Regions from separate parts of the Homo sapiens genome. Here region 1 is linked to region 2. A link is a loop called in an ENCODE intact Hi-C map of the cell type or tissue named here. Cell type or tissue: PC-3. All regions are shown on one strand. Links, peaks and the distances in the headings refer to the core of each region. The heading gives the core; the rest is flanking DNA. Region 1 overlaps LINC00922 (long intergenic non-protein coding RNA 922). Region 2 overlaps LINC00922 (long intergenic non-protein coding RNA 922).

The links. Hi-C counts contacts between places; a loop is a spot of excess contacts. Peaks named below come from ENCODE experiments on the same cell type or tissue, not always from the same donor. Only the 100,000 strongest peaks of a DNase experiment are listed, where the experiment ranks them.
Region 1: a loop joins it to region 2, with 4 times the contacts of the local background. A loop is called at or near these places in 1 of 110 quality-filtered maps.

Annotation. Positions count from the first base shown.
Region 1 is chr16:65,278,030-65,293,320 of GRCh38, reverse strand. LINC00922 (long intergenic non-protein coding RNA 922) reads left to right here. Exons shown (of 10, transcript NR_174971.1): 10 at 7,882-8,819. All of the region lies in intron 2 of LOC124903780 (a long non-coding RNA gene), which reads right to left. Among named protein-coding and RNA genes, the nearest start is that of LINC02126, 110 kb to the right of the region's middle. In PC-3, for the core only: no CTCF peak of the experiment used is centred there; no DNase peak of the experiment used is centred there; H3K4me3 peaks cover 720 bases.
Region 2 is chr16:65,367,343-65,382,633 of GRCh38, reverse strand. LINC00922 (long intergenic non-protein coding RNA 922) reads left to right here. Exons shown (of 10, transcript NR_174971.1): 3 at 7,308-7,430; 4 at 10,365-10,401; 5 at 11,430-11,598. LOC124903780 (a long non-coding RNA gene) reads right to left here. Exons shown (of 4, transcript XR_007065224.1): 3 at 11,449-11,537. Among named protein-coding and RNA genes, the nearest start is that of LINC02126, 200 kb to the right of the region's middle. RefSeq lists an enhancer at 6,455-7,654. In PC-3, for the core only: no CTCF peak of the experiment used is centred there; DNase peaks (open chromatin) are centred at 5,823 and 6,743; H3K4me3 peaks cover 419 bases; H3K27ac peaks cover 3,254 bases.

The DNA.
Region 1 (15,291 bases), core at 4,320-12,319, 91 kb after region 2:
CTGGAACTCAGATTAGTAAATAGAATAGTTTGTGTGTATGTATATATGCACACCTATATATATATATACATACACACATATATGGAGATACAAAGTAAATATATATAGGTTGCATATACATATATATGCAAGGAAAACCCAAACCTATCTGTAGTTTGGGTTCTCCTCGGGCATATCTAATTGCCTGCAACACAATAAGTACACAATGAATATTTTTTTAATGAAAGCTGTGGAATGTTATCTCAAAAACAAAAACAAAAAAATACCTGGCATGGTAGCTCATGCCTATAATCCCAGTACTTTGCAAGGCCAAGGTAGGAAGCTCCCTTAAGGCCAGGAGTTTGAGACCAGCATGGACAACATAGCAAGACCAAATATTTACTTTTTTTTTTAAATTAGCTGGACATAGTGGTGCTGTAATCCTAGCTACTTTGGAGACTGAGGCAGAAGTATCCCTTGAGCCCAGGAGTTCAAGGCTGCAGTGAGCTATGATCTTGCCACTGTACTCCAGCCTAGGTGAGAGTGAAGTGGCAAGAGTGAGACTCTGTCTCTAAAAACAAAACAAAACAAAATAGGAATTAAGGTAAACAGTGAGGCTAATTGAAGAATTAGCATGTTAATGGCTGAAGTTAGTCAACTAAGAAAAAAATTTTGATTTCTATTTCTATACATGTCTATGTGCATGTGTATACACACATATACCCTTCTGATTCTGTCTTGGTAGTCAAGTATAATATATCCAAAGCAACTATGAAAATTGTATTAATCCCAACTTAAATAAATGGGAAGAGCCCTATATTTGAAATCAAGAGACAGGGATTTAGATTCTGGCTCCCAAGTAATTACTTGTGTTACCTAAGTTTATTATCTCAACTCTCTGAATTCCCTTTTTTCATGTACGATTAATGATATATTTATTCATTCAATAACATTAGGAAGTCCTACTGTGTGCAAAGCTGGCCTAGATATTTAGTGAACGCAGAAAGCAAGAGCTCCATCTCAGCACTTAGGAATCTTCCAGTTTAACGGGAGACAGGTGTATAAATAAATCTTTACAGTAACAAGGTAAATGCCATTTTCAAGACTTGGACAAAGATTACAGGAGCAAGGGAAGGAAAGAACTTCAGGATGCTGTTTAGAGGTGTCATGGATAGCTCTCCTGAGAAGACTGTTGTGAGAATTAAGTTAAAGAATGAACTCACCTACCACATAAAGAACAGTAATGGGCACCAGCCCTGGGACCAGAAAGTACTTAGTGGAAATCCTATTCCACCACTCATGCACTGAGTGCCAGATTTCTACCCAACCCCTCTAGGGCCATTTTCCTCATCCACAAAATAGAAGTAAAAACCTCTCCCTTGCCATTTTGGGATGGAATTAGAGATATATGCAAAGTGCTTCTTACCAGAAGATTCAACTCACAGTAGGCACTCAGAAATTGGTAGCTGGAAGGATTATTTTTCCAATGTTTCTTACTATTTCTTTTTTTCTTTTTCTTTTTTTTAAACAGAATTTTGCTGTTGTTGCCCAAGTTGGAGTTCAGTGGTGTGATCTTGGCTCACTGCAACCTCTGCCTCCCAGGTTCAAGCGATTCTCTTGCCTCAGCCTCCTGAGTTGCTGGGATTACAGGTGCCCGCCACCACACCTGGCTAATTTTTGTACTTTTAGTAGAGATGGGGTTTCTCCATGTTGGTCAGGCTGGTCTCGAACTCCTGACTTCAAGTGATCCACCATCCTCAGCCTCCCAAAGTGCTGGGATTACAGGTGTGAGCCACTGCGCCTGGCCTGTTTCTTACTATTTCTAAGTGACCTCATGAGGTGTGGATTTGGTCTGGCAGATGCTCCTATATTAAAAACTTCAACAATCTATCAATTTTCACTCCTTGTTCAAGGCTCACCTCAGACATCTGCCCCTTTAAGACACTTTCTCTCATCCCTCACGTCGGATTAGACCCTTTCAATTCTGTAATGTTTCTGTGTCATTTGTAACCATCACATCAAATGAGAAAAAAACTCATAGGGTGGACTACCTTCATCTCTCATGTCTCCAAAGCTGGCCCTGTAGTGCAAGGTCTTTCCCTGCTGCTGGACAAATATGGCAAGTACCTGAACCTTATGACTCACTCTCAGCACCTGTGAACAGTTCTCAGGTCAATTCACAAAAAGTAATCTCTCTTCAGAATGTATAATATCCAATCCCATGGAAAGGCCAAACTTCAATATTCTTTTTAATTTGAGATTTCTCTCCCTCACCAGTTGTGCCCCAGTGCAGACATGAAAACTGCAGTTTCAGGAGGAGAGCCTGTGTGTGGACAGCTTCTTCTCTTCCTTCTCCCTCAGTGCTTTGACATCTTTTTATTTCATTTACCGAGGTTCTGAGTCTCATCAGCATGGGATTATGAGAAGAAGCACAGGGAAGTTGTTGTGTGGCTGGTAGTCACGTAGCAGTGTGGCATAGGTGGCGTGCTATTTAGAACTGACTTTCTCCAAAGCATTTGTTTGGTTCTTTAAAGATCCGCCAGCCTACTCTTACCCACTCTTCTTTTGCCAAGAAGAAGGTATCTCTGTTTTCATTGGACAAGGACTTGTTCTTCAGTCGCCAGATACCTAGATTCTCTGCTGGGACCTGTTCAACCCTCCAGGTAGCCCTGTTTGGAAGCAGTCCAATAAGATGCCGTGCCGGATCTCTTTTCCTCTTCTTGTGTGTGTGTGGTGGTGCAGAGGAGCAGTATCGCTCTTCTAAATCATGGTAAGCACTCATACACCATTTGCAGGGTCAACTTTTGGAGTGTAGGCCACCCAACATGCCATTCTCACCTTTGCTCCACTATAAAAGTTTCTAGCATGTATTTTTCTTGTTGTTATGTTTGTTGTTGAGGCAGGTGCCAGACACCAGGCTGCTGTGCCACCAAAATTTCAAGAGACATACATTGAATTTTCAGAGTAGTACTGCCAAGACCACCTGTGGAAGTTTGAAAGAAGGAATTACCTTCTTCCCCTCTCCATTGTGGAGAGTCAGGGACACTCAGTCTACCAACATCTCCCTAAAATCTGCCCCCTTTAATTTCCCATTTTTTTCATGTGATGCAGTCATTTAATAACTAACATCTTAAGTCTCCAACTCTAGAATGTCTCTTGTCTTGAGCAAAGCTTCCCCTTTTAACATTCCACTTTCCCATTATTATTGGTTATTAGGAATTGCTCCACAGCCATAGAGATCTATTAGAAGGAACCATGGCATATGACTTTGCACTTGGTAAACTGTTTCCTTATTTACCACACTGGAGAATATACAGTGATTTAACTCCTTTGCAGGGAAATGATATTAAAGAAGAAAGAAGAAGAAACCCATGAAAGTGGGATTTGAAATAAATGAAACTGTGCAAAGAAGTTTTAAAAAATAGTCCTAGAAACTTGTTAAATATATTTTACAACATGTTCTAATTATTCTATAGCTCTTAGAACCTAATTGGCTGGTATGGTAGTCAACTGTGTTTCATATAATCAAAGTGACATAGATGTTTGGCTGATGGATGAGGCACACTCTTTAATCCTCTTAATAAGCATATTAGCAACAAAGCAAAATAAATTTAAAAGCATCTCGGTAACATTGTATGGAAAGAATTCTAAGTGAAAAATAAATGTCCAGTTAAATTATTGAAATGAGACTATAGTATTAATACCACCTTTATTGAGTTCTCAATCTTAAATATGAACTTCCACAAATGAAACACTGTTAATTAAATGATTGTCATGTTCCTCAAGCATGAACAATGGGGATTTCAGAAACATGACATTCATTCTTGGGAACAGAATTCTAGCCTTCTCTGTTTTTTTTCTCACTAAACTGGCTACTGACATTTCTGGAGCCCCAGGGCCTGAACAAAATATGTACTTAATAAAAATTTACCAAATAAATGATAAATTAAAGAATGAAAGAGTGAATGGATCTCTATGCTGAGCACAGAATGATACTTGTCTTAGCCAGTTCAGGCTGCTGTTACAGAACACCATAAACTGGGTGGCTTAAGCAACAAACATTTATTGCGTATAGTCTGGAGGCTGAAAGTTGAGATCAGGATGCCACCAAGGTCAGGTTATTGGCAAGGCCCACCCTCCTGGCATATAGACAGCTGGCTTCTCACTGCGTCTTCACATGGTGGAGAGAGAGTTCTGGTCTAGTCATCCCGTTACATAATGGTACTAATCCCATCAGAGAGACCCACTCTTATGATCTCGCCTAAACCTAATTACCTCCCAAAGGCTCCACCTTCAAATATCACCATATTGAGACTTAGGGATTCCACAAATGAATTTGGGGAGAGAGAAACTTTCATTCCATCCATAGTACCTACAGATACTGCATTCAAGAAACTGAAGTCTAAAAGAGAAGAGAAGTAAATGTTTTCATGCAAAGACAAGACACACAAAGTTGGGGCCTCACAAATGGAGCTTGCAGACTTGTAAAGCAATCTTTCCCCTTTCAGCTAGAGTTGGTTCTTGAGATTAAATTCTGGCCCTCAAACCAGGGCTTCAGTGTAGAAGGAGTGGATGAAGAGAGCTACAGTACTTAGCTGTGGAAGAACTGACTCGGTACCTCCTGCAGGGCGTAGCTTGATAATGGTGAAGGGATGCTGAAAGAATGGTCTGAAATCCAGCTGTCAGCACATCCAAGGGAAAAACACATGGACAGTAGGGCAAGCAGCTCAAACATGAGGACAGATAAAAATTCATCATCCACCCATTCATCCAACAAACATTAATTGATCATTTACTATCTGCCAAACTCAGTTCTAAACTCGAGGGGAACAGAGTGAATGAAAATAGTCATGGCCTTGCATTTAGGCACTTTTGGGTCTAACAGAGGAGAAAGGCACTCCATAAATAAGTGCAAAAAGAAATGTAAAATTGCAACTGAGATAAATGCCCTGGAACAAATTTTCAGAGTGCTAAGAGAATGTCTAACTGGGTGACTTTGAATTAGCTAGGGATGTCAAGCAGTGGAGGGAGATCAATTTTCTGACCCCCAAGTCTCAACTATTTCTAAGGCTCAATTTAGCAAAAGTGATGCAGTTGGTTTCATAGCCCCTATTTGATTTCCTTCTTTTTTAAAATATATATTCTTCCATCCACATTCACATATCTGTCTTCTGTTTCTGTGTAAACATTTTTTTTTTTTGTGACTTGTGCCCACTGTTGTGATGGTTGATCTTATTTCACAGAAAAGCCATAAGGGATTAAAAAGAATGGAAGAATCAAGACAGGCTTTCATTTGAATCCTAGCTCTGTCTCTTACCTCCTGTGTGCCTTTGAGGAAGTTGCTAAAAGTTTCTGAATCCATTTCCTTATTGAGAATCACTTTTTATAAAATAATTTTACTGCATAAGCCATAGAAGATGAACTTCAGATAGAATTTTGGAAAACAGAAAGGAAATCTACAATCTCATTGCTTTAATGTGCGAATTTTTATCCTTACCTTTTTGCTTTCAATCTTTGCAGGTGTAGAATACACCTGTATATAATTGGTGTATAATCTCAATGTGCTTGGCATTTTGAATTCAATATCCAATGTTTCTGTATAATTTGCCCAATTAACATGGACCTTAGCCCCTGTGACTTTTGAATCTTGCTAAAATTTACATATTGGTTAGAGGAGAAACAATTTCAAAATCTGAAAAGCAGGTGCCTGGAATACTGAGACAGTGACCAGGGATTTGCCTGCATTGTTGGAGGGTATGAGAAGTGAGGTCAGTGGAGGGGCCTCTGGGTGAGGTTTTAGTTCTCCAGGAAGGACAGGGACAGGGAGGGTCAGCTATTTCAGTTCCTAATCGACTTGGGATTCTTCCCTGATTATGCCCCTGCCTTCTCAACAGGAAAAGGGAGGGGTAAAGGTGAAGGGCGGGATACACAGGGCTGGTCTAATTCCCTGGGATAACTGGGGCCTCATTTGTCTAATTCAGGTCTTTCCCCAATTGAGAATTGTGTTATGCAATTGAAAGCAATTGTTTATTTAACATGTCAGGCTTAGCAATAATATAACTAGTACGTTTATTAACATGTAATATGAAGATTAGAAATTAGAGTTTTGAATAACTTTGAAAAATAGTTATTCTCTATTTCAAAAGTAATGTATTATTATTATGAATAACATGGAAATGACTAGGAAAGGTGTGGGGGAAGTGAGTGAAGAGAGGTTGGTTAATGGGTATAAACATATAGTCAGATAGAATGAATACATTCTAATGTTCCATAGTAGAGTATGGTGACCATAGTTAACAACAATGTGTTGTATATTTCAAAATAGCTAGAAGAGAGGGCTTGAAATGTTCCCAAAACAGAAATAATAAATACTTAAAGTGATGGATACTTCCAATATGTTGACTTGATCGCTACACATACTATACATGTAACGAAATATCACATGTGCCCACATATATGTACAATTATTACATATCAACAAAAATTTAAAGAACAAAAAATGACAAAAAAGCATTGATAGAAAAATGAATTACATATACATACATATATGTAAAATTTGCAAATATGTAGTACCTATCATATGTTATGGGGGACCGGTAATTTTACTTCTGTGTTTGTACACTTGAAATAGTTATTGTATATAAATGTGCTTTTATTTGAAAACTGAGAAAATGCCATCTATATAGCTTTTTTCTTTTTTTCCTTTGAAATTACATTGACAGCATTTTCCCCTGACATTAAATCCTCTTAGAGCATAATATCTGTGATTGATGAATTTCAATGCATTATTCTTTATGGAAATGTTTTTAGAATTTTCCTCTGTTGTCAGGGATTTGGTTATTACCAACAGTTCTCTACTATAAGCAACAACATCATGTTGAACTATCTTATACATGCAACTCTACCTGCAATTCATTCTTTGGATAGATTCCAAATAGTTAGATTAGTCAATTTTTAAAAATCGATATTTTAAGGCTCTTGATGCTTGATGCTAAATTATTTTTTGTAAGAATCTCTATTTTCACCAGGAATGTATGAGTGTCATCTCATGGGACCCTTGCCCACTCTGAGAGTGTGTGTGTGTGTGTGTGTGTGTGTGTGTGTGTGTGTGTGTATAATCATCACCAATTTGACTTCTAAAGTCACCTCTCCATCTAAAGTCACCTCTCTCATCAATGGGCTGATTCCCAATTGTTCTTAGAAGTGTTTTTACCATTTGTACTTTTTTTTTACTTTTGTGAGAACTTCATTTTAATGCTACATCCTTATTTGTGAAATATTCTCATCTACTTTCTTTTTCTATCTGAATCACTTATATTCTACGTACTTTCAAAAGGATTTTAAGTCCCCGACAGAAAGAAAAAATGCAATCAAAACACTAAAATCAGGCTAAACAAACCATGACTCACACATGGAATATTGTAGCTTAATAGACACTTTCACATGAATCCTTCCATTTCATCTTCACAAGATGTCTGGCAGGTCTGGGTAATTACAACCCTCCTTATATAGATGTAGAAACTGAGGCTCCTGGAAGGGAGGTGTTGCTGCTGGAGCAGATAGCTGTTCTCTGTCAGCACCAGAACTGCCACTGCCATCTGTTTCATCTCAAACCCACGCTGTCACCAGGTCCAGTCCATTCATTCAATAAATATTTATTCAGAGCCTGATTGCTATATGCCAGGCACCGTTCCTGGCATTAAAGATCCAGCAGAGAACAAAAAAGATAAAGTACTGCCTTAAATGTTAGAATGGAGGGAGGACAGGTGAGGATATATATTGTGCTAAGGAAAGGAGAGGTAGGAAGAGAAATAAAAGGGAGTGGGGGGATAGAGGGTGAGGGGGCCAGGTTGGGGAGTGCAGGCATTACTGTTTATTTTGTGTTCTTTTCTTTCTCTTTAGCACACACAAGACCGCCAAGCATTAAGATTCTCCTGTGGAGCCAGGCTACAATCCTTTAAATGAAGACAGACAGCTAGGTGGCTGCAGCCCAGCGCTACACCTCACCCCTCCCTCAGTGTCATGCAGAAAAAATGTATTCAGAACTCAGAAGTGAAGTTGTGCAAATCCATCATTGACACTAGCTTCAAGGTTACCTCGGGGGAGCAGAATGTACCCCTGCCAGAGAGCTGGATAGATGATGATGGGGACAGAAATTCTGGGGGAGTTGTAAATGGCAGCCACTGCCTCTATAGGAAACCCAAAGGGAACACAGCAGAAGAGGAGGTGGTGGAGGAGCCACTGCCCTCTCGAAGGGTTCAATGTCATTCTGCAGACACAACCAAATAACTTTTTCTTCCCTGCTGCTCCTCCATTTGAAATGACAGCCCCGAGCTCGCTTTTTCCTTGATTGTGTAACTCTGATTACAGACAAGGCCAAGGCAATCCCAGGGCATTACTACAAAGCTAAGGGGTCCCCAAAGAACTAAAGAGTCAGCTCCACAAAAATCCCGATTCCTAGCATGAAACTGAAATATGAAACCAAACGGGCATAGAAAAGGTATGTGCATTCGAATCACATAGCAGTGACTGGAGTCCTGAGCTGTGTCTGAAGACTGTGAGATCACGTTTGGAGCTGCTGATTGGTTTTCAGTGATGGCCCTGTTGCACAGTGCCGTGAGACTTAGCTCCATGGCCAAAGACGATGGTATCCCCTAGGAGCCCTGTGAGGTTGCTGCTGTTCTCTTAAGACACCAGGTAGCCATCTGATCCTCCCTGAGCAAACTAACTGGGCAGACAGGTTTATTAAACCTCTGTTGGTCCGACTTACATGAAACAAGAGAGTTATTTTGTTGTTGTTGTTTTGTTTTGTTTTAAATTAAACCTGTCTTTGGAGCCTCCTGCTCTTAGTTTACAAGTCTTCTTTGCACACTCTAATATTTTAAGAAGCAGCAAACATTAACTGAGGGTCTATTGCATGCCATACATTGTACACTGAGATCAGAAATGCACACGACTGGCTACAGAGGAAAACAGCTTCAGTGAGAGCATCATAATAGCTACCCCCAAGGTCATGATTACTAAGCTCAAAAGTCCCTAAGTGCATACAGACACACACAGACAAAGAACAAACAAAGTTGGGGCCCTGAGTTTCCATGCTTCTTAGCAAGCCAGAAAGAATAAGTGAGCTATGGACCATTGGAATCCCTCAGCCAGTCTTGTCCCATACAATGGCATCACCTTCCCTGCCTCTCTACAGCCAGGAACTCTCAAGACTCTGATTAGTCAGGGCTCCTAAATTCAGTTAGAGCTTCTACTGGTATATTCACTTATTCACTTGGGTACCAAACTATCTATCTTGCCAGACTGTATTGCACTGGTGATACAATGTCAAACATATCAGATACAATTCCCACCTTTGTGAAATGTTCACCAAATTGAGAAAACCAAGATTATATGAGTCCTTGAAAAATAATATCCGTTGTGCACTAGAGAAGTATGTGTGGTTCTGCAGGAATAGGAATGGATAACAGAAATTCTTGGGAAGCATTTAGGGCCCCCAAAAAGATCTTGGAGTGTGTGTGTGTGTGTGTGTGTGTGTGTGTGAGAGAGAGAGAGAGAGAGAAAGAGAGAGAAAGGGGGAGAGAGAGAGAGAGACAGAAAGCAGGGACAGAGTTTGAAGAGGAAACCCACAGTCTTCCACTTAATGGCTTCTTGAGTGAAGTCAGAACACAGCCCCTATTTCCAATGCAGACTCCGGGCCATGGGCTGGCTCAGTGTTGTACTTAGCATAGGAAAGAACCAGGCCCCTTCACCAGGTGCTGCTGACCTCAATCTGGTCTCCTCCACGTGGCTAAGAATGTTCTCCGACACAGGCAGGGGCCTGCAGTCTAAATCTCACCACTTTAAAACATTTGGCTGCTCCAGGCAGATTTTTATCTACATCAAAGAGAAGGAAAAGCTGAAAATGGAACCTGCAGGGGGTGAAAAGGGTGAATGTGGGTGTTGAATGAACACAGATGGTCAGTGTGGAGTTTCACTCCAGAAGGGTTTTGTTTGTTTGTGGAAAGAGATAGGGACTGGGCCACTGCTGCCAGGCACCCCCCCTCAGCACCAGACAGGCCTGGCCCCAGCTGCATCCTCTGTCAGTGAAGTTCCACTCTCCTGGTCTCTGTTGGGCTTTTGCTCCTCCCATTCCAACTTATTTTTTTAACCAGGAAAACATAATGAACTATAGTATCATGTGCCAAGCTAAACATGTTACATGCATTTTCTGTTTTAATCCTCACAACATTCCTAGTTTGGTGACATTATCACTATACTTATTTCACATAGGAGGAAAATCAGAGTTAGTAAGGTAATCATCTTACCCCAAATCCCAAACCCTGTGAAGATCAGAGCCAGGATTCAACCGCAAGGTTAAGGCCATACGCTACACAACTTAGAAATGCCAAGGTTTATAAGGAAACAATAATCCAGAGATTTACCTTTCAGCACAGTGATCCATTAATTTCCAGTTTTTTTCTTTTTGCATGATTTTCTTTTATACATAGTTGATATCTGTTTGTTTACGAATGAGTATAACTTTATATCTTGCTTTTTAAAAAATACACTATTATGGACATATGATCATCAGAAACTCTTGGTAACCATAGTTATGAATGATGTAATAGTCCACATAGTATTGGTACAAAGTATGAATGTGTATATCATAATTTATTCACACCAGTAAACTCTGAGTGTATGTTTCAGCTATTTCCCTTATTGCTTTAATTGCCCTGGGACTATAAATGATGCTGTAATAAGTATCTTTCTATATGCAACATAGTGCACTTATCAGCGTCCAAGAGTAGTAATATGTTAAGAGCTCTTGAGGTAGCTTCCAAGGAAGGCTTGATTCCCTTCTTAATAATAATCATATCTTAGCCATTATTCCCTCAAGTTAAAATAATGGTACCTAGCTTATATGCTTTATAACTATTGGTGTTTCAGTGTGCCTGTGCGCACACACACGTGCATGCATGTGTGGAAAAGAAAAGATAGACATTTACAATGAGTAAACAGCTTTATGCACAGACTGTATTAGATACTCAAGCCAGCTTCTTGAGTCCTCCCCAGTACCTTGCAAGGAAGAGTTTTGCAAGAAAATGAAGCTAAAAATGAAGTAACTACTCCAAGATTTTTTACAGCCAGGGCAATACTGGGCATCTTGAGGATTCAGAACATTTCAGAAGCACAGCCTCCTTCTACCACATCATACCACCCTCCTGAGGGGTCCCTCATAACCTTTAATGTCTGAGTTGCATGTATGAACCCAAAGTGTATGCAATATAAATACATTTTTCACTCTCTTTGTGACAAGTCTGACATAATTTTTTTCTGCATCGATTTTCCCAAATATCTTCATCACGTGTCAAAGATGTTTCCTCTTAGCTACCTGCATTTTTGGCTTGCAGAGACTTGGGATGGCCCCGCCCCCACTTCACACTTCACTTTTCCTTTGTAGAGAGAGATGTAGGAAGGGGGTCTGCAGCCTGCTGTGCTTGGCTGCAGTTTATGGGGAGGGAGGTTAAGCAGAGAGGCGCCAGGCACTGCTTCAATTACACTTTGCTTGTTCTGAGGGCTTTAATCATGACCTCTTTCTCAATAGATCCTTTCAGAAAGGCCAGGGGGAGAATAGGCAATTGGAAACCCTGGTAGTAATCAGGGTCCCAGACCTCCAGTTCCTTGAGAAACAAGGCTGGGACATAAGACTCATTAAAGTGGGTGGGGGGAGCTAAGAGAGACTAACCATTCCTGAAGGAATCCATGTGTTTTGGGGGTGAGGTGGGAGTACACGGAAATCATAAACAACAAGTGGAAAGAGTAGGTGATAATAATTAGTTGGTGGTTTTAATTAGGAGATCTCTTAGGCCAGATGTTCATTGAAAAAGAATGACGACCCCTCCTGAGATATGTAATGAAACTTCAACCCCCACGGCTGGGGAAGGGGGTGGAGATGCAGAATATGGATGCATGAGAGGCATATAGGCCTTTAGCCTGAAGCTTCCTGTGCTGGGGGAAAGGAAGGGGAGGGTGTATGTGTGTTTTTGGTGGAGCCCACCTTCTATCCCTGAGACTTAGGCATTTGTATTCTCTTTTGAGTAGCCAGTTCAGCAGAGCGTGCCTGCTTCTGATTAACCTAAGGAGGACGGCCGGGAGACCTGACTCCTTGCCTGGACTGGGCGGTCTCAGGAATCTGGGCCTCTGTGCACTGTCTGGGACTCATTGTTCTGGGGAGAGAATGGGCAGAGGCATCCTGCGAGTCCTCCCTGGCACTTGCAGACAGCAGGCTTTTGTACCTATTCCTGCTCTAAGGGGGGTGTAACACGTGGTTGGCTGGAAATCTGGTGTGAATAAATTCTGATGTACATATTCATACTTTGTACTGATACTATGCAGACTATTAAGTCATTTACAGCTATGGTTACCAAGAGTTTCTGATGATAATACATCTGTAATAGTGTATTTTTAAAAAGCAAGATATAAAGTTATACTCATTCATAAACAAACAGATATCAACTATGTATAAAAGAAAATCATGCAAAAAGAAAGAAAAAACTGGAAATAAATGGATCACTGTGCTGAAAGGTAACTCTCTGGATTATTGTTTCCTTATGAACTTTGGCATTTCTAGGTGGTGTAGAGGACGGCCTTAACCTTGGGGTTGAATCCTGGTTCTGATCTTCACAGGGTTTGGGATTTGGGGTAAGATGCTTACCTTCCTAACTCTGATTTTCCTCCTGTGTGAAATACAGTGATATTGTCACCAAAGTAGGAATGTTGTGAGGATTAAAATAGATATCTCTTTTTCCTATAATGTGTTTACTCTGGGCCAGACCATGTATTAACCATGAGCTACCAGGTATTAAGTGTCAAACTCCTTAGTTAAGAAACATGGAGATGGAAACTTGCCCAGAGTGATTAATTAAGAAAATAAAATCAATATTTGATAGCAGAGTAGGGTGACTATAGTTAAGACAAATGCAGTGTGCACTGGTGATGAACACCCTAAGTTCCCTGACTTGTTACTATGCATTATATACATATAAGAAAATTTCACATATACTCCATTAATTTGTGCAAATAAAAATAACTTTTTTTAAAAAAGAAAAGAACAGTCATCGTAATAGTAGCTAACATCCCCTGGACACTTTCTAAGCAGCTTCCATGGACTATACCTTTGAAGTCACAGAAAAACACTATGGCATACATCTGTCTAATGTTATTTTCTAGAGATCACTAAAGCTTAGGAAATTAATGGGACTTTCCAAGGCTCACACCATTTGTGAGTGGCAGAGCTGGGATTTGATCCCAGGGAGAATATGTTCAAAGATTGGTCTCTAAGTTTTCATAAAAGGAAGGGGAACAATACCAAGGAAAGGCAAGAACTGCGCAAAACAGCATGGGAGTTGAAGGCAGAAATAAATAAATTCCCTTTGGGCCAGGAGTCAGCCAACTTTTTCTGTAAAGAGTCAGACAGTGAATATTTTATGCTTTCCAGGTCATTCACTTTCTGTTGCAACTCCTCAACTCTACCATTGTAGTGCAAAAGCAGCCATGTATGCCAATGAATGAGTGTGGGTGTGTTCAAATAAACCTTTATTTACAAAAATGGGTGGAGTTGACTGATGGGATATTGTTTGCCAACTCCTGCATAAGACCCTTATCAGAATTTGAGATTGGGAGTGGCTTTGAAAGAGGATATTGCTGAAAATCCTCATTTCAGATTAACTGAGGTTCCTAGAATCCAGGGATTGGATTCCCAGAACTAGTACTTTGTTTATCCATTGATTAACTGGCCTAGTATCACACAGTTGACAAAAGGCAGATTCTGGACCTGAATCCACATCAGTTTAACTATGGAACCCAGCTAAATTCTGCAACTCTGTTAATACAACTGATCGAAATGAATGCCTGGATGGGCTCTTCTCCAGCATGTTCCACTGTTGGACAGAGTTAACAATGGTGAACAACACTCTCTTGCATTTCCTACTGACGTGTGACCTTGAACAAGAGACCAGCTTCTCTGAGAGTCAGCCTTATGCTGCCTTTACCAGATATGTCAGCAAGATCAGGGACTTCACATCCAGATAGATTTTGTTCTGACCATAGACTTTGGGATCTATAGTGGTGAGATCTTAGGCAACTGTAAGACTCTCTCAGAAATAAGGACTGTTGCTTCCTACTCATATCTTTCTAAGAAAACTCCACCACTATCCCTGCCACCACAACCTGCACATGTTGCAAACCAAGGCATCCACGTGAATCACTTTGCAAGCTCATACCCTCATCGTAGTTTATTGGACCTGACCCAAGGCAAACTGGTGTCAGGCCTTTGAGCCCAAGCCAAGCCGTCGCATCCCCTGTGACTTGCACATATACGCCCAGATGGCCTGAAGTATACATTTTATTACCCAATCTGCTCCCGACATTAAATAAAACTCCAAAAATTGGAATCTGGCCCTCAAACCCCACAACAGGACTTAATTAACCTCACCTTCAAGGTGTACAATAACAGAAAAAAGTTACAATTCCTTGCCTCCACTGTGAGACAAACCCCAGCCACATCTCCAGCACACAAGAACTTCCAAACGCCTGAACCGCAGCGGCCAGGCGTTCCTCCAGAACCTCCTTCCCCAGGAGCTTGCTACACGTGCCCGAAATGTGGCCACTGGGCCAAGGAATGCCCGCAGCCCGGGATTCCTCCTAAGCCGCGTCCCATCTGTGTGGGACCCCAATGAAAATTGGACTGTTCAACTCACCTGGCAGCCACTCCCAGAGCCCCTGGAACTCTGGCCCAAGGCTCTCTGACTCCTTCCCAGATCTTCTCGGCTTAGCGGCTGAAGACTGACACTGCCCGATCGCCTCGGAAGCCCCCTAGACCATCACGAACGCCGAGCTTCCGGTAACTCTCACAGTGGAAGGTAAGCCCGTCCCCTTCTTAATCAATACGGAGGCTACCCACTCCACATTACCTTCTTTTCAAGGGCCTGTTTCCCTTGCCTCCATAACTGTTGTGGGTATTGACGGCCAGGCTTCTAAACCTCTTAAAACTCCCCAACTTTAGTGCCAACTTAGACAATACTCCTTTAAGCACTCCTTTTTAGTTATCCCCACCTGCCCAGTTCCCTTATTAGGCTGAGACACTTTAACTAAATTATCTGCTTCCCTGACTATTCCTGGACTACAGCCACATCTCATTGCCACCCTTCTCCCCAACCGAAAGCCTCCTTCGCGTCTTCCTCTCATATCCCCCTACCTTAACCCACAAGTATGGGACATCTCTACTCCTTCCCTGGCAACCGATCACATGCCCATTACATCCCATTA
Region 2 (15,291 bases), core at 2,733-10,732:
TTCTTCTTTTCCAAAAGGCAGAGCAAAGCCAAAGAAAGTGTTGTTTCAGAGAAGTTAATTTTGGCTCTATGAAAAATCCTACAGGTAAGGATAATTCAATAGGAAGTACAGCTACCTAAAAATGTAGAGATCATTTTGTCACTGAACGTAGAGTGGGGATAGTATTATTCATTACCTTGGAGGTGGGCAACGAAATTACTCAACTGGGATAAGTGTGCCCATAGATGATCTAGCTATCTTTAAGATTCCATGGCCTAGTTGGGGAATATTAGGAGAGAGTTGAGTTCAGAGCTGGGGCTTACCTGAAGCTTAGAAATTTCATAGGCAGAGGTCACATGAGATGGGAGAAACAGCAAAAGCAAAGGTTATGAGTAAGTATGAGTTTTCCTGTGAACATGAGGAGAATGATGAAAAGCGCTTACGTGGAGTGCAAGATTCATGGAGAGGGAGGAAGATAAGTCTTGATGTACAGAACATGAGCCTAGAACATTGAGGATACCCTAAGGATTTAGTCTCAATTATATAGGTAACTTGACAAGTTAGTAGGTTAAAAGAGGTTGGAGAAAACATATTTGGATCAGTATTTAAGGGAGATGACCCAAGTTCCAGAATGAACTGAAATGTGAAGTGTGGCAGAGAAGGAGAGAAAATATTAAATTAAGTGAAATAAGCCATCTCTAAATTCACATCTCCATCCCATGAGGAGAGAAGGTCACTATTCTTTGCACTATATTGTATTAACCAATTTTTCATGTCTGTCTCTCACACCATGAGCTTGAAGTTAACAGTCTCTGTCCCAATGACCACTTTATGTGACTTAATAAGTGCTTAATTTGTAATTATTGAATAAGCATTTCAGTTGCAGTGAAAAATGAGGAGAGCTTGGGCATGTGACAAAGACAAAAGCAAACAAAATCAAATAATTTTTGGAATTATGGAAGTAGATCATTTGAAGAGTCTATGATGGTGGGTGGTTTGGGTCTGGAAGTGGAACCTACCCTGAATCTTGGATCAATATTTATTTATTTTTGAGCCCTTCTCCTTTTGTTGTTGTTTTATTTTTTGTTTTGTTTTGTTTTTACAATAAAAAAGATATATATTCCTAAAATGGAATAGAAATAGAATATAACAACTAATGAGGATGCCAAAATGCCCCCTACCCCATATTTTAAAGATTAATCTCCCCAGTTGTGTTGCAAAGGTAGGTTGTGGTCATAGTTGTTTGTTTAGGTGAAGTCATAAATTTTCCCTCGCAGGAAATCATAGCCAGAAAAGTGGAACTGTAGTCAAATAGAAAATGGAAAATTTGTATAGCAGGTGTATGGCTAACAAGCCAAATTCTCAAGGCAGGTGGAGTGGTTGGTGATGAAATATTCTGTTCTACTCCTGAGAATGGAAATAGATCTGTACATGAGTCTAATGATTGCCGGTCCTCCTCTCCCTGATCACCTTCAAGTTCAGGGGATCTTTGGTCAACTGAGACCTCTGTCCAATTGACTGACCATGTACACCCATGGGCTTGGTTCTCCTGTGGTCCAGAAAAGCACCTCTGGACCTAGACAGAGAACCTGTTAGCAGATTGGATCATACACTGAGCTTCCTTTGGACTCAACTTCATGTTCAAAGTTGAATATATTTGATTTATAGTAAAATATTTCAGATGACCGTAGGTAAAGGAATATTGTAGAAGGAACATGAATTAGGAACCAGACACTACTGAGTTTGATTTGCAACTTCATCAGTGTATGAGTATGGAAGCTCTTTACATGTCTGGGACCCTTAACATCTCATCTGTTTAAGAGGAATAATTTTAATACTTAAAGTATGTAAGAGCCCTAGTACAGAAGCCAATTTTAGTAGAATTCTTCAAATTATTGAGTATTTATAATTTAACATATTTATATTGTGTGTGTGTGTGTGTGTGTTTAAATAGTGCACCCATTCTTTACTTATCTTAGAAATGACATCGTACGACTTGGGGGAATTGTCAAAGGTCATGCAACCAGTCAAAGGCAGAATGAAAACAAATACCTCAAGTTTCTTGATTTGCAGGCTTGTACTATTTCTACCCCACTACTCTTCTCCAGCAGATGTTAAGTGACAGCCAGGCCCATAAGAATTTAGATGCTGGCTCTTCATATTTTCTTCACTGAAAGAATTAGCTTCACAGAAATTGTCCTTGAAGGGTCTAAAGTGGATAAAAGTAAGCTTCATCCGAAATGAGGAGACATCTAACAAATTGTCAAACTTTCTGGAACTGTATCTCTTATAGCATTATTAAGAGAACTGATATATTTCATCATTTGTAAAGTGAGTGACTTCATTGTCATAAAGGTAGCACAAACCACCAGAGAGCAGATGTTTGGGTGAATATGGATATTTTATAATAGGTGGAATCATAGTACAGTATGAAGAGTCAAATCATTGTGGGTTTGATTCTATACTTTGGAGCCTAAATGAATTGTATGAATTTGCCAAAATTACTTAACTCACCTGAGTCTCAGTTTCCTAGTCAGCAAAATGGGTATATTATCCCTAATTTAAAATTAATGCAATATGAAATAATGAGCATTATATATCAGACAACAAATAACTAGTACATAAAAATAAAAACATTTTATTATCCTTCTGCCTTTGAAAGATGTTGCTTTAACCTCTATTGCTGACAACCTTTTCTGCAAAAGAAACTCAGTGGCTGTGAAGTCTTCTTAAGCCTATACTAGGAAATCAAATCCAGTTGCCGATTTTACATAGACGTTGAAAGTAAAGCCCCAATGACAAAGCCGGGCAACTCAATATCTTTGGCATTTCTGGTGTCAAGACCTAGCCAGAGCTGTTATGGATGATGTGGGTGAAAAGTCTCCCATTGTATTTTTTATTTTTCAAATCAAGGTCACAAGGGACAAACACATAAATTAATAAAAGAATGCCCTGGACACCCTAAGAAGCCCACGAGGTTGAGAATACCCCAAGCCCTAAGGGCAGGGATACAGAAGGACAGTACCACTCATGAGCTCACATTTGGGCTGGCTCAATGAATGCAGCACTGTTTTTCTGCATCGCTGAAATCACAGCAGGTTTTGACAAATCCCTTTATATCCCCCACTGAAAGTGAATTCATAAACATTTCCCCTTTTGAAGGGAATTTGAAGATCGTTCTATTTTGTGATCACACGTCAAAGTAGGGATGACATTTCTCTTGTTCTTAAGTGAACTGTTATTAGCCTACAAACTAAATCTGTGGAGGGTCTTAAGGGGGGAATTAACATTTCATTTTCAGAAGGTAAAAAAAAAAATGACAGCTTTGGCAGTCATATAGGTTTACTGCCTGGAAGGTAAATGCACCTTGGATCTCTTTTATTGCTGTGCCTGCCAGGGCTGCACAAAACTAATTTTAAGTTGATATTGGAGGAATCTAGAAGACTTTGCCCTTCTTCTAAGGGAGTCGAGCACTAAAGTTACAGTAGCTGTTCTTCTGCTTGAGATTCTGACTGCCTCATAAAGAGAACATGAAACATCTAGACATGATGGGATAAAATATGGGTATTAGCATAGCGTCATGCTACGACCAGGATAGTCCTGTTCTCTTAGCTATTTGACCTGAGGCAAGTAGCTTCACCCCGTTGAGTCTTACTTTTCCTCTCTATAAAATGGGAATGTAAGCACAATGTGATGCCACCATACTCCCACAAGAATGCCAATAATAAAAAAAAATAGATATTGCCATGGATATGGTGAAAAGGGAACACTTTGACACTGCTGGTGGGAATGTAAACTATATATGTACAATGGAATGCCACTCAGCCATAAAAAGGAATGAATTAATGGCATTCGCAGCAACCTGGATGAGATTAGACACTATTTTTCTAAGTGAAGTAATGCAGGGATGGAAAACTAAACATCGTATGTTCTCACTTATAAGTGGGAGCTAAGCCATGAGGGTGCAAAGGCATAAGAATAACACAATGGACTTTGGGGACTCGGGGAGAAAGGGTGGGGAGGGAGTGAGGGATAAAAGGCTACAAATTGGGTTCAGTGTATACTGCTCAGGTGATGGGTATACCAAAATCTCACAAAACACCACTAAAGAACTTACTTACGTAACGAAATACCACCTGTTCCCAAAAAACCTATGGAATTGTTTTTAAAGGGAATGTTGATGCCATCTTTATAATACCTTGGAGGATATATATAGCATTCTGATAAGGTCTAATTTCTCATGCCAGTGAGAAGGTGTTATGGATCAATTTGTGCCCCCCACCCCAAATTCCATATGTTGATGTCCTAAGCTCCATACCTCAGAATGTGACCTTATTGGGGCATAGGGTCTTTACAGAGGTAATCAAGTTAGAATGATGTCATTAGGGTGATCCCTAATCCAATATGACTGGTGTCCTTATGAAAAGGGAAGATTTGAGCTGGGCATGGTGGCTCACGCCTGTAATCCCACTACTTTGGGAGGCCGAGGTGGGCGGATTGCCTGAGCTCAAGAGTTCAAAACCAGCCTGGGTAACATGGCGAAACCCCCATCCACTAAAAATATAAAAAATTAGCTGGGTGTGGTGGTGGGCGCCTGTAATCTCAGCTATTCTGGAGGTTGAGGCACAAGAATCGCTTGAACCTGGGAGGTGGAGGTTGCAGTGAGCCAAGATGCAGCCTGGATCACTGCACTCCAGCCTGGGTGACAGCAAGACTCTGTCTCAAAAAAAAAAAAAAAAAAAGAAAAGGAAGATTTGGATAGAGATACCCATAGAGGAAAGATGTATGAGGTTACAGAGAGAACACCATGTGAAACGAGAAGACAGCCGTCCACAAACCAAGGAGAGAGGCCTGGAACAGATTCCCCTTCACAGCCCTCAGAGGGACCCAACCCTGCCAACACCTTGATTTTGGACTTCAAAGCTCCAGGACTGTGACACAATAAGTTTCTGTTGTTGAAATCACTTAGTTTGTGGTGCTTTGTTACAGTAGGGCTAGCAAACTAATATAGAAGGGGTGATGGATTTGGGACCTCCTTCTGAGAGGACTGACTATAAAATGCAGGGCCCAGAGTTGAATAGGACTCTCCCTCTCCAACCAAACAAAGCCCTCTCCAGAAATGACTGGCCCTTCAGAATACTCAGATTGGGATTTAATTGTCTTAGAAACAGTTGTCATGACAACTGGATATAAAGTTTAGTTCCAGAACTTAAACCTAAATATGTTAAAATCTCCACAAGACATTTTCTTTGACTGAGAGTGAATTAAGCAAAGCATGTGCATGCACACACAGACACAATCTCTTAAAAACATTAAAAAGGGACTATGTCCTCTGACTCACACATCAGTGTTCTGGAATAGGAGACATTCATTACCATCACCCTTCTATTCACTCAACTGACATTTATTCATTTAATTGGCATTTACTGAGCAACTACAATGTGCCAAGCACAGAAGGAAAATTCGTGGCAGATTAACTGCCTACATCAGAAAGCTTGAGATTGTTTGAATATCTGGATTGAAAAGTGGCATATTTACTTGTGACAGGTTAGGGAGCACCATGAGCTTCACGAGAAAGGGGGGCTGTGGCTTGCTCATTCATTTCTTCTTCCCCAGGGATGTAATGCAGTTCCATGTACCTTATAGCTGCCTAGCAGATATTTACTGAACAAATGAATGAATGGTTGAACAAAAGAAAATTCAAAGACAGCACTGAAACCAGTCTGGGATTCTCGAAGCATTAAAATGTCTAGTTGTGGATGTAACATTAATGTTAGCCAATATTTATTGAGCACTGACTATGTTCCTGGCTCCAAGCACTCCAGAGATGATGGTACAGGTTTTGCGTAATATTTGCAAAGCTCTTTGCTGAAGTGAGGCATAGCCTCATTTTATACATGAAGTGAATGAGGCTTTTAGAGCTATCATGAATTGCCTTTGGCCATACAGAAACGCACAGACCTGCATTTGAGCCCAGGTCTGTCCAAATTCAATGCTTGTGCTCCCTAATGTAGCTGCTCACCTCCCTCTTTCTTTAGACTCTGTTGCCTCCTCTCTCCGGAGAAAAGGAAGAGTGAGTGAGAGTCGATTTCTAAATCTATTAGTTGCTCATTTACACCCTCTTAAATGGTTTTCATTAATTTTCATAAATGACAGCACTAAGAAGAAATCTGAAGAATCTCGATGTGTGTTTTGTCTTCTTCACTGTCTCAGGAAACCAGCCAGTGATTCTTTTTTTCAATCTTACAAACAAAAACCCCAAAAAACTAAAATATGATCCATCTACAATACTTTCCTACAGGATCATAATGTAGCTCCCAATGATGCCCCCGCTTGGCAGGATTTTAACACCAATTCCAAAAATGTCAAGGAATGTCATTGGTTTGAATTTACATAATTGATAGAGTAGGGTATTGATTCAGGTTAGTAAACCCGAAGCCTTGAACCTGAGATGTGAGTTAATTGGGGTTAAATGGTGTCATCTCTTGACGGAGAAAAATGTTTTAGCCTGGTTCTGTTGGATTCTGCAAATTATTGCCGCCTTCCCAGTCCCCATTCGAATAAGAGAGACTTCTCTTCTGGAATTGCTGAGTGTGGAGTCAAACTGAATGTAACATAACAGGCTCTTTAATGAAAAAAGTGAGAGTAAAGCAACTTGACCTTCCACTTTAAAGGTGAGTTTTCCGGAAAAAAGTACAAATACTAGATAAAGTTGCTGTGAAATTAAAGGTGTGTCTTTAGGGAGGGGAAGAGGAAAGAGTGACTAGTGTATGATAAAGGCTGACTTATTTTTAATGCACAGTATAAACATTCCAGTGAGTGACTCTCCATGTGTCATGATGCTTGAATTCTGTTCAACATTGCCTATCTGCTGAGCCTGACACTGTGCTGGGCAACTGGCACAGAAGCTGACAATGCTGAGCTAGACCTCTATGATTACTTGAAGGGTTCCAAGACTAATAAAATATGGAGATGTAAAGGAAGCAATCACAGTAGGGCAGCATGCTATGGGGGCACAGCTGCAGTTATGGCCCACTCTGCTTGGGCAGGTGGAGTTAGACTGCTCGCATGGGAAGGAGCCCAATCCTGGGACCTTTGAATGTGGACGATTGAAGTTACCCAGAATTTGAGGAGCCTAGGATACCATGTCAGAGGTGTTTGCATGGGTGAGCACAGCTAGTGTTGGAACTCACCAGAGATTCAGCATGACTGGAATAGAGAGAAACGCGATCTCACAGCACCTTGTCCTTTTACTTCCTAGCCTTTGTCAAAGTTGCAACTCGTTCATTCATCATGATTTTTTGTTTGTTTGTTTGTTTGTTTGTTAGATGGAGTTTCACTCTTATGGCCCAGGCTGGAGTGCAATGGCGTGATCTCAGCTCACCACAACCTCTGCCTCCCGGGTTCAAGTGGTTCTCCTACCTCAGCCTCCTGAGTAGCTGCGATTACAGGCATGTGCCACTATGCCCAGCTAATTTTGTATTTTTAGTAGAGATGGAGTTTCTCCGTCTCAAACTCCTGACCTCAGGTAGTATGCCTGCCTCGGCCTCCCAAAGTGCTAGGATTACAGTCATGAGCCACCACGCCTGGCTCATTGTGATTAGGCTGAAAGCTCCATGAGGACTGGAATTCTAATAGGCTTGTCCACTACTTATTCTCAGTAGCTCAAACAGTGACTGGCAGATTTTAAACAGCCAGTATCAGTGGATCGAATAAGTAAATGAATGTGTATACAGGCATGTCACGACACGAGATCAGAATCAGGCCATTATCATATCATAGAGAGCCTTGAATGCCACTATATAGGTGCTCAAGAGATAGTTATTGAATAAATGAACAAATGAATGAATGAAAATCTAAAAGAACACTAAAACTGCTCTGGAAACCATGAAATCTACAGTGAGAGGGAGATTTTGAAGGATCCTACAGAGGGCATTGACATGGTTTATTTTAGCAAAGAATCACTTATTAGGTGCTTGTGATGTCGGTTATTTGAGGACAAATGAAATATAACCCTATTTGATGAAGATTATAATCCACGAAGTAAAGGGATTTACTTTATACCTTTAAATATTTTGGACACTTCTCTACATGGAAATATCTAGATATTTTTTCATTCAGTGCAATGAAAAACAGGATTTGTACTGAAAATAATTATTTTTACCATCATATGTATATTTTCTAATGGTACAAACCATAGTGAGAAACAGCTACAATTCCTCTATATTAGGGACCAGAAACTATGGCAGGAGGGGCAAATCCAGCCCACTGCTCATTCGTGTATAACTGAGCTAAAAATATTTTTCATATTTAAAAATTATTTTTCAAAATCAAAAAAAGAAAAAAAATTTATGTCATGTGAAAAGCATGTAAAATTCAAATTTCAGTGTCCATAAGTAAAGTTTTATTGGAACACAGCTATGCCTGTTCCTTTTTGTATTATCTGTGGCTGCTTTCTTGTTACGGAGCAGAGTTGCTAGTAACTACAATTTGGCCCACAAAGCCTACAGTAATTGCCATCTGGCCCTTTACAGAAAAAGTTTGCTGACCCCTGCTCTAGATTCACAGTAATTTTTAGTGGCACGATTTGTGCCAGTATACATTTTGGTGACCTTCCCTTAAAGGAGTTCCTTTTCCTGAATCAGTGGTTCCCTGCAAATTAGAATGTAACCACATTTGGGGAATTTCATTTCCTACTTCTCAAAATGAATGCCTTGCAAATGATGATTGATTACACCTTTGATTAGGAAGTAAGGGGACATACTGCTTAGTATGAAATGCAAAGCTATTTAGGTCAGGGCAGCATAGTTGAAATAACAGCAGCTAGGATCAGGAAGCCCATAGTTCACCCTGCAAGCTTGGGCAGCTCACATCCGTATCAGGACCAAAGCCCCCTTATTTGTCCAACTACAGGGCCGAGAAAGCAGTCTTTAAGATTTTTTTTTTTTCCCCTGGGGCTAAAAGTCTGTACTTCAGAAAAGTCACTGTGCTCAGAGCTCTACCTATTCCTAGTAGATATACATTTTACAAAGAAAACACTCATTGACCACTAGATACCTTTGATTATTTACCCATGTGTGGAGTTAACAAGAACTGCATGGGAATGAAGCACAGGCTGGAATTTCAAATCTTCAGGAAGCATGGGAACAATTAGAATTCTGTAGTTCATCTCGTAGCTTTGGGAGGCATTTTGTCTTTTTATCTGGAGGTGGCTGGGGAAAGAAACGTACTTACAACATTGTGGAAGGAAACAGTCAATTTTAAAAGAGGAAGTATGGTTGCAACCTGTAGTTACAACATCTTCACCCCATGCCAATTTCTCTATGCTTTAAAAATTGCAATCTCTTTCCTGCTTAGTCCCATGATTATTCTACCTTAGAGTTTCCTGGCAGAATACTGGCAGCTGATAACCAGGGCAGGATTCAAACAGCAAAAGTGACCAGTGAGCACTCCTGTGTGGTTTATCTGGGCCCCTAAGTGATCGCTCATTGTTCTCCCTTTTTAGGCCAGATTGTGGGTGGGAACATTAGAAAGGAGCTTGCAAAATATCAATGCTTAAGTGACTGTTCCAGTTGTTAAATCATAATACAGCGTGATTTCACTGAAATGAAGTAATTACAGGAGGAAAGAAGAAAAGTCAAATGATATAAAAACAGGTCTTTTTGGATTGTCTAAGTACTAATGCGCTCTCTGATGCATATGCATTTCTCATTTCTGAAGCACTCACCGCACAAAAGGTTCCACTCTGTTAAGAGTGGAGGTTCGTGTTATTTTGGCTCAAGCTCTTATCCCCAAATTTGGGCAAAGATAGCTGCACTTACAAGCCCTCAAACATTTCTCGAAGAGGCTATAATTATTCTAAATCAACACATCTCATGTTTTAATATTTTCATCTGAAATATACAATTCAATCTCCCTGCCCTCCAGCCTTTACATTTAGCAGACAGCATCCTTGTTCAAATCTTGGCCCTCCTCTGTCCCAACTGTGTGATCTTGAACAAATTGCTTCAAGTTTTCAATCCTCAGTTTCTGCATCTTTTTAAAGAAGGATAATAATAGAATACACTTCATATGGCTTTTGTTACCTTAAATATAGATGAAAAGCACTTCCTAGTGCCTGGCACACAGTAAGCACTTACCAGATATGAGCTATTATTCTCTGCCCTTTGGGTTCAGATGTTACTAGTCTGGGAATCTGTCCTTGCTTCCTGAGGGCTGGTAAGGAGGCTTACCCTATTACCCTCTCTAGGCTTTTCTTTCTCCTACCATTATTTTCACTGTTGCATCATTATCTAGCTACTTCCCTCTTTTCTAAACACTGGGTTTCTCCAGGTTTGTAAACCTGTCTGATTCATTTCTCCATCTCTGGCTTCCTTCTCACACAGATACATAGCTCTGGCCAAGAAGTGTGGTTTTGAAGAGGTAAGTATATAAAAGCAGTATGCATTTTGAAGCAACACAATCATGGAAATTACTTGTCTATGGAAACCTGCTGCTCTAAGAATAATAAAGAGAAAAATCCAAAACCTTAGCAAGGAATCTGTATAGCTCCTCCCTTGACTTTCAGCCTCTTCTTAGAACATGTCTACTCTCTGTATTCCCAGCCACAACAGAAATTTTTCAGGACCCCTGGCCACAGGATCTTTGCAAGTGCTGCTCCTGCTGTTTGGGTCTACCACACTTACCTTTCAGTTCACAGCTCAAGTCTTGCTTCCTTGGAGAGCCTTATCTCACCCCTCAGTCTAAGTCATGTCTGCTTGCTACATGCTCTCATAGAAATATGTTTCTTCCTATTTGAGCTCTAATTTCAGTTTTAATTAATTATTTAGTTTTGTGATTATTTTATTAATGTCTATCATTCCTCAAGAGATTGAAAATTCCATGGAAGCAGGAATTATGTCTGTTTTTTGCTGTTTCACATCCTCAGGGTTATGAATAATGCCTAACACGTAGTATGCACTCAGTAAATATTTGTTAAAAATTAATGAATGAAGAGCCAGCATCTTGTATTTCAGAAATGGATATGAAACAATTTTAGTTGCTTGACAAGGCATTCAAATTTTTTATTCAGTTAGTCTAACCAATGGCAGGCTTTCTACATGTTTACCAAGAGACAGGGCTTCACCTGCCTCACCATGCCAGGCTTATTTAAGAAGCTGTATTGCACCATTCCTGCCAATACTGGGTGAGACATAAACTGACAATGATCAAAGATGGATTAAACTCCCCTAGGTGAGAAGTATAGGCTAATGGAGGACTGGTTCTTAAGCTGCCCACATGGCCCTATGCTGACTTTATCATTTTTTAAAAGCTTTTGACCACTTTTTTGTGGGCTCCCCTGACATGTCTGGGGTATCAGTTTAACTCCATTTGTGTCTTTCTGGTCATAGCCATGATTCCTCCACAGACGATTCTGTTGTTTTCCCTCCCATACCCACTCCACTCTTTAGCCCAAACTGTATCTGTTACCTGATTTCAAAGAATATTCCACCTAGGAGAGACCCAGGTCCTGCAGACTTCCTCTGGACACTTTTGGCAGTCATTGTTCCCAGCTGATTCTGCAACAGATGAAGGACGGAGGATAGAATCATGAATAGCAACATCTTAATTGCTGACTGGGTAAGGAACTCAAGGTTTCAGGTGATGGTGGGAGAGGAGAAGCAAGATGTGCTCTCATGCCTTCTTCACCAGTTTACCTGATGTGGTTGAAAGACACCTACACCAATAATCCTTAAAGATCACTCTTCTAAGCTCAGGTATATGATCTGGAAGCTAATTACAGGTATGAGTCCTGCTGTGATTCATTGGATGATCTGAATATTGGTGTCCCCTCAAAAGTCATACATTGAAAGCCTAACCCCTTAGGTGATGATATTAGGAGGTGGGACATTTGGATGGTGATTATATGATGAGGGTGGTGCCTGAATGACTTGATTACTGTCTTTATAAAAGAGGCCGAAGAGAGTCCTCATTTCCCCTTCTACCATGTGAGAATGCAGCTGGGAGTCTCTGTCTATGCACCAGGCAGTGGGCCCTCACCAGATACTAAATCTGCCAGTGCCTTAATCTTGAACTCCCCAGTCTCCACAACTGTAAGAAATAAATCTCTGTTGTTTACAAGCTACTCAGTTTATAGTATTTTGTTATCTAGCAGCCAAAACAGTCTAGACTTGCAGCCCAGGTCATCTTCCTACATCCCCTCACTCACAGCGTACAGTGTCTCAATTTGCAATAGTCTTTTTATCTTTGGTTTCAACATACCCATTTTAAATGAACTGGTCTATGTTCTTAGCTTTTTTGAAACTATGTAACTTTTAACTCATTTCATAAAAAAAATTCCTTCCATCCCTACTCAGCCATTCCTGATTCTTCCACACTCTTACTTTCATGTTCAATTTATATGCATTTTATTTATCCCTAGAAAGCTTTTGATACCTTCAATGACCTGATCTATTTTTCTTCATTCCATTCCACAGTCTTGGTTCAAACTGTCATCATTTTATTCGCTGCAAAAAAATAGTTAATTAGTAGGCATTTTTTCCCATTCTACCACCCAAGAGGCTGACAGTGTCATCTTAAAACAGAACAAAACAAAGACTATACTTATTAAATTGTAATTTCAAGCAATGGGCATCTTCCAATTTCTCTCTCTTCACCTGCCTCATCCCGTGCCCTGAATTAGGTACCCCACCTACATAAAACTTTCCACCAATACCTTCTACAACTCCAGACCTTTGAAAGTACTGCTAACTCCTGATGAGATCCAGCGGCCTTTGGTCTAGTGGAAAATATCCTTTTACCTGCCCTTTAAGAATCAGATTGGCCAAATGCAGCGGCTCACGCTTGTAATCCCAGCACTTGGGAGGCTGAGGCGGATGGATCGCTTGAGCCCAGGAGTTCAAGACAAGCCTAGGCGACATGGCAAAACCTCATCTCTACTAAAAATACTAAAAATTAGCCATGAGTGATGGCACATGCCTATAGTTCCGGCTCCTCAGGGGGCTAAGATGGGAGAGTCACCTGAGCCTAAAAAGTTGAGGCTGCAGTGAGCCATGATTATGCCACTGCACTCCAGCCTGGGTGACTGGAGTGAGACCCTGTCTAAAAATAATAATAATAAGATTTAAAAAATCATATTTTCTCTGAAGCCATTTTTAACTTTCCAGAAAGAATCAGTTATCACACCTTCTGCAAAACCATAACTCTGTACGTAAAGCAGAAATAAATACTTTAAAACACAATGGGATTTCAAAAAGTTCATGGAAAAATGGAATTAAAAGTTACAAAATAAAGACATAAACTTTATTTCTCAACATAAGCTCCACTAGGTGTAAGACACTTTTATAAGCCACAATAATAGCCATTCGGAGCATCCCTAAAAAAATTGAGAGCCCTGGGAATTTAACCACCTCAATGCAATCTTTTTTATATTATTAACTGAAGAAAAATTGACACCCTTTACAGATTTTCTTAGAATTAGGAAACAAAAAAAAAAAAAACGAAGTCAGAAAGAGTCAGATCAGGACTGTAAAGTGGATGCCCAATGATTTTCTACAGAAACTATTGATAAATTTCCCTGGTTTGTTGAGAGAATGAGCAAGAGCATTGCCATGGTTGTGAAGGATGCTTTGGTGAAGATTTCCTGGGCATTTTTCTGCTAAAGCTTTGGCTAATTTTCTCAAAACACACTCATAAGAAACCCTTTGGCCCTCTGGAAAGTCACCAAGCAAAATGTCTTGAGCATCCCCAAAACTGTTGACACAATCTTTGTTCTTGGCTGGTCCATTTTTGCTTTGACTGGACAACTTCCACCTCTTGGTAGCTGTATTATTCCATTTTCATACTGCTATGAAGAAATACTGAGAAATAGAAAAAGAGGTTTAATGGACTCACAGTTCCACATGGCTGGGGAGGCCACATAATCATGGTGGAAGGTGAAGGAGGAGCAAAGGCATGTCTTACATGGTTGCAGGCAAGAGAACGTGTGCAGGGGAACTGCACTTTCTAAAACCATCAGATCTCATGAGACTTATTCACGATTACGAGAACAAGACAGGAAAAACCCACCCCTATGATTCAGTTACCTCCCACTGGGTCTCCCCCCATGACACATGTGAATTATGGGAGCTACAATTCAAGGTGAGATTTGAGTGGGGACACAGGCAAACCATATCAGTAGCCTTTGCTTTAATCGTGCCTTGTCTTCAGTATTGTACTGGTAAAGCCATGCTTCATTTTCTATTACATTTATTTGAAGAAATGCTTCAGGCTCTTAATCCCACTTGTTAAAAATTTCCACCGAAAGCTGAGCTCTTTTCTGTAGCTGATCTGGGTATAACACTTTTGCCACCTATTGATAGAGCGAAAAGTTTGTTTAACTTTGATTTTTCATTCAGAATTGTGTAAGCTGAACTAATTGAGATGTCTAGGTATTGGCTATTGTTTATACTGTAATTGCCAGTCCTCTTCAATTAGAGCACAAACAAGATGAAGTTTTTCCTCCAAAATTGATGTGGCTGGTCTGCCACTGTGGGCTTCATCTTCAACATCATCTTTTCCTCTTGTACCCATTTGCAAACTGCTTATTTCTTTGGGGCACTGTCTCCCATAATTTTTTTTTTTTTTTTTTTGAGACGGAGTCTTACTCTGTCAACCAGGCTGTAGTGCAGTGGTGTGATCTCCGCTTACTGCAAGCTCTGCCTCCTGGGTTCATGCCATTCTCCTGCCTCAGGCTCCCGAGTAGCTGGGACCACAGGCGCCTGCCACCAGGCCTGGCTAATTTTTTGTATTTTTCGTAGAGACAGGGTTTCACCGTGGTAGCCAAGACAGTCTTGACCTCCTAACCTCGTGATCCACCCACCTCGTCCTCCCAAAGTGCTAGGATTACAGGCATGAGCCACCGCATGCGGCCTCCATAAACTTTTTTTAAACATCAATGATTTGACCATTGTTCCACTCAAACATTACCATAAATTTGATGTTCATTCTTGCTTCAATTTTAGCAGAATTCATGTTACTGAGAGAGGTGCTCCTTTCAAACTGATGTCTTGCCCTTCTTAGTGCCTCAAACTAGATGCCCTTCAGACATGTTATAACAAGTTAGTATGAGTTTTTTTTGGTGCAAACATCTTTTAAATCAATGCATAGTTTTTTTGTAATATGCATTTTCTATGAAATTTTTGAGGTCCCCTCATAATTATCTCATGGCATCTTTCTATCTTAATGAACTAGGAGGTTTGTGAGTGTGAGACCTATGACTTACAGTCCAAATGTTCCCTTTGTGATTAGTACAACACCTGGCACATTATAAGC